Linked DNA regions of Homo sapiens: region 1 is linked to region 2. A link is a loop called in an ENCODE intact Hi-C map of the cell type or tissue named here. Cell type or tissue: chondrocyte. All regions are shown on one strand. Region 1 overlaps LOC105371279 (a long non-coding RNA gene). Region 2 overlaps FTO (FTO alpha-ketoglutarate dependent dioxygenase).

Region 1 (2,500 bases), 1.5 Mb before region 2:
TTTCCTCTAAGAAACCCAATCCCCTTCAAGGCAGTCATTATGCTAGATAAGTATGTGGTGAGCCAGGATATAGAGAGGAAGTGGGAAGTTTCCCTGGACTCAGCAGAAATTTGGTGTCAGAAGCAGAAATAGCCCCTTGTAAGCACATGGCTAATGGTTACATAGCTCTTCCTTTTCTGCATGGGTTCAAGGGGATAGATTTTTACACGAATATGTCATGGCTCCGGACTGAACTGTAAAATTCTAGAGGACAGGGAATAGAACCTATTTGTTTATTTCTCTCTCCAGGACCTAATGAAATAAGTATTTGTTGATTACATGGTAAATTTGGGGATTAGAAATGTCCTTAAAATCTTGATCAAGTTACTTCGAACTCTGGCAACACTTTTATCATATCTGGACTGAGTGTAATAATATTTTAAAGATTAATGAAATGTTGGGCAGCTCTTGTGCTATTTGGCTGTTGCAGGAACTGAGTCATAAGGCAAAAACATTTATAAAATACAAAATAATGATTTATACAGTAAGTTATACTCCCTCAGGCAAAGATGTTACATAAACCACAAGGTATTTGGCCACTGCAACACATGTAAGATGTCTTAAATACCATGAGATTTATAAATATTTTTAATAGTTAAATTTAACTTCGAAAGTTACCTAATATCCAATGAGGTTTGAGATTGGAACTTGTTTTTCTTTTTTGCATTTGAATGTGCTTCATTTAGGTTGATGCAAGCAAGTTAGTGTGGGTGCTTAATAGCATATCATAAAGGATTTAACTTAATTCCACCATAATGAATTAATTCTCTCAGTGACACTGTTTTCATTATAGATTTAATGACATCACCTTGGCCAACATTCAGGAATTCAGAACTCTAAGTTACCCTGAACTATCTAAAAACGAAAATGGAAAGATAATTCTGCTTCATGTCTGGTGTACTCCAACTGTGGATAAGGGTACGTAGAGAATGTCTATTATTTTGAGTAGTTGAGTTAAAAATAAAACTCCTAACACCAGTGAGGAAATTGGATTCCACATTCTCTTAAACTGTCCCAAGGGACATTCATTTTACAAAACATGAAACCAAGAAGAAGAAGAAAGCCCTAGTGTTTCTTTTCATTGGCTTATGTCATGATTATCTGTTGTAAACATAAAAGGATAAATATACAATCTGAAATCATAATTCAGGGACAAGTTTTCGCCAGCGAAGGAAAGGAGGAATGAGTGTAAAAATATTTATGCTGCATTTTCAAGGACTGTGTTTAATTTCCTTTTGGATTTGTTTATTTTGTGGAATTAGAGGGATGTTGCATCCTATTTTTATAGCCTTGTATTGTTATAGGAATGTTTTGGCAGATGCAAAATTAGAAACAAATTTTGTGTGTTCTCTAGTGCCCTTCAGGGCCTTAAAGGACAGGAACAAAGTATGGCAGTTTGTCATCAGAGCTCCAGGAAGCCACGAGGAAACTGAGCTTAGGAACCAAATTGCTCAAAATGGGAAAGAAATGAAGAGATGTACAGCAGATGCTCTCAGCCTGGAAGTGTAACCTTCGGGAAGAAGGAACCACCAGTCATGCTAATTGGTCTTGAACAAGGCTTGTTTGCGCTGAGAGATGAGAGAGAGCACCCCATTTCTTCCTGATTCAGTTCTGTAGACATCTTTCTGGGATTTGCAATTGATAATTATAGACACAGAGATACACTTGGCCTAATTTGCCAGCCTATTTGGAGTCATGAGTGTCACCCTGTATGTCTGGTATATGTGCAGATGGTTTCTGGCGGCTTCAATAAAATCAGAAAACACAAAATCTCTATTTTTTTTTTCCAGACAATTGAAAGGGGCTGGTTGTCAGTGTCCTGGGTGTTGAAATGAAAAATATTATGCTGATTTTTTAGAAGTGTTCCTTATGCTTATAGACCCATAATTTCACTACACTCTGTTATCTAGGCTAAGTGTAGGGGTGAGGAAGTAGAGTCAATCAATACTGGTATCAGGTTGGAATTAGTGAATGCTTTAACGCAGTACATATAATTTCTGATTTCCATTTGTAAACTGAACTCCTGCTTTAATCAGTTCAGTACTTATTAACTCAGCATTTTCCCAACATCACTCATTTGAGTACCACCTTTATGATATTTTTGGCCATGTCTAAGTACTATTTGTACCATCATTTACCTGTTTTTTTAAGCAGACTTAATTTTTAAAAATAAAATAAATGTATTTTAAGAAGAAAGTTTATATCACTTTTATAAAAGGAAACAAACAGTCAAGAAACAAGTACCACCAATACGAAGTAACCATCGAAATAATGGTTGCTTATCTAAGGCTCCCTGAACCTTAGGCATTTTCATTCTTCATGAAAAGGGAGGTTATTCTGTATCAGAAAGGTGTTAAAGCTGTGGTAGTACCAGTGGAGAATATCTCTTTGATAATCAGAGGATGAAAAGAACAGTGAAAAAAGACTAAAGGATTTGACTTTACTCAAAGTGCTCACAGTG
Region 2 (2,500 bases):
GGAGCAAAGAGGAGGGGAAAGGCCAGACTAAATTCCTGGGTTATAAGAAAGGGTTATGTTGCTTTGGGCTTAATGGCTCATAAATTCATGAGGTAATATTCAGGGAAAATGTGATATTTTATCAGAATGTCATTCAAATATAAGGTTTAACATTTACATCACAAGAGCATGGATGGAGTAAAACTATCCGCTGGGAGAAAAAATGGCAAGAATAAACAGTGTGATAAAAATGGTGTTTTCTGGGACAGGAAATGGGAAGTGGAGGATGGGGGAGTTTTAGAGACAGCTGACTAAACTTTTTGAAATATGTGACTGGTTATGACATGTGAAGCAATTACCATTAATGGAAGAAAAGCGATTTCAAAGCTCATTTTCCATTCTTCTATATCCTTCCTGAGACTACACCTTGCAGCCACAAAGTGAAAAAAGAGCACAAAGACAGAAATCACAGCGCAAGTCTCTTCCCTGGTACGAGGGCCGATAAAGGTTGCTTTACTCATAAGCAAAAGGGGAAAAGTAATGCACATATTCCCTGAGGTTTTTTATTTTCTCAGCAAAAGAGATCGATGTTATTTTGCAGAACAGACAAAATGCATTGATTTAAAGAAATCCTTCCACAACACGCACGATTTTACAATTCAAAAAAAAGTATAAAGATAAAAAAGAATCATTTGTCTAAAATGATAATAATTTTGAGTAAGATAGTCCCTGGAAGCAAAGTGAGGACACTCAGAAATTCCATTTGGATTAGTCTAATGCTATAGAATCCAAATGTGCACCAAACACTGTACTTTTTATGTTAAATTGCTGTTGAATTTGTTAACCCACAACTGATATCCTGTGCTATGGAATCTTGGAGATTACAGCTAACTTGAAGCAACAGGGATAATTCTTGACAGTTAATGGTATTTTTGTATGCGTTTTCCTGAAAGGCTAACATCTTGGGGCCTCAATCTGGTAGCTCAACATTGCCCCCTACTGCTTGCAACTGAGAAAATATGAGGTGGGCTGGTACCAAGTAGAAATCTAACCAGCCACTGCCAATTCCACCCGAGTATACAAATACCAGATGGTACTAAACGAACAGAACCACAGAACCGTAGATTCATCCAACAATTATTCTGTTCTGTCTTGTCCAATAGAAAAAAGAAATCACTATGAATTTGTAAAAAGTCACTGTAAAAGGCTTGAAGCAATGCTTACATTTAATTTGGAAGAAACATCCCTTTTATCTGGACCTAAATCTTCACTCTGCTGATAAAGATCATCCCAAGACACGCTGAGGAGAGACACTGAGGCCACTGATCTCCCTCAGAACACTTAGAAATGACACGCCAACTTCTGGGAAACCAGCACCAGAGAGTTCGCAGAATTGCTTTTCCTTTTAGTATTTTTTATACAAGAGCGACAAAACAAATAACAGATATTTCCTCTTAACGCATGTGCCACCACCTTCAAATTATTTATACACAAATTTACATAGATATAACTAAATTCCTTAAATGAATTCATAATGAATATCACTTGTAAGCTCACAATACCAAATATTTTATTTTTTATTTGTGTGTGTGTACGTGAGACAAGGTCTCACTCTGTCACCCAGGCTAGAGTGCAGTAACGCGATCACAGCTCACTGTAGCCTTGAACTCCTGGGCTCCAATGATCCTCCCACCTCAGCTTCCCAAGTAGCTCAGACCATAGACATGCACCACCACACATGGATAATTTTTTTTAATTTAGTAGAGACAAAGTCTCACTATGTTGCCCAGGCTAGTCTCAAACTCCTGGGATCAAGCAATCCTCCCAACTTGGCTTCCCAAAGTGCTGAGAAGACAGGCATTAGCCACCATGCTGGGCCAGATTTTACTTAAAAAAAATAAAAAAAAAAAAGCTCTTGAACAAAAACAATTTTTTTTTAATTTGGTTTTTAAAAAACAAAATCAAGGGCTAGGCATGGTGGTTCACGCCTGTAATCCCAACACTCTGGGAGGCTGAGGCAGGTGGATCACCTGAGGTCAGGAGTTGGAGACCAGCCTGGCCAACATGGTGAAACCCCATCTCTACTAAAAAATACCAAAATTAGCCAGGCATGGTGGCGGGCCCCTGTTATCCCAGCTACTAGGGAGGCTGAGGCAGGAGAATCACTTGAACTCGGGAGGCGGAGGTTGCAGTGAGCTGAGATCGCGCCATCGCACTCCAGCCTGGGCAACAGAGCAAGACTCCGTCTCAAAAAAAAAAAAAAATCAATAAGAGCTCCTTTCTTATTTGCTCTTCAACTCTAATTCACAGAGTTGTCAAATTACAACTTCAAAGTCAAGCTGATGTCTTAGAGCCAAGGTTCATCAAGTTAAGAGGTTCTAACTCATATGTAAATGGACAAAATCAGAATTACACAGTAGGGGGAAAAAATGTTGCCCTGAAATTGAAGCTGCCTTTATATAAGCAGCCCATAAAAATGGAGAGTACTCATAACAGGCTTAGTTTAGGAACAGAACTGACT

The links. Peaks named below come from ENCODE experiments on the same cell type or tissue, not always from the same donor. Only the 100,000 strongest peaks of a DNase experiment are listed, where the experiment ranks them.
Region 1: it touches region 2 in a loop (4-fold over the local background); 2 of 110 quality-filtered maps call a loop at or near these places.

The regions. Positions count from the first base shown.
Region 1 is chr16:55,366,012-55,368,511 of GRCh38, reverse strand. It overlaps LOC105371279 (a long non-coding RNA gene), which reads left to right. Exons shown (of 3, transcript XR_933600.3): 2 at 833-957; 3 at 1,394-1,809. Among named protein-coding and RNA genes, the nearest start is that of IRX6, 43 kb to the right of the region's middle. In chondrocyte, no CTCF peak of the experiment used is centred here; no DNase peak of the experiment used is centred here.
Region 2 is chr16:53,890,737-53,893,236 of GRCh38, reverse strand. The region is part of intron 7 of FTO (FTO alpha-ketoglutarate dependent dioxygenase); the gene reads right to left. Among named protein-coding and RNA genes, the nearest start is that of FTO-IT1, 150 kb to the left of the region's middle. In chondrocyte, a CTCF peak has its summit at 969 (motif pointing left); no DNase peak of the experiment used is centred here.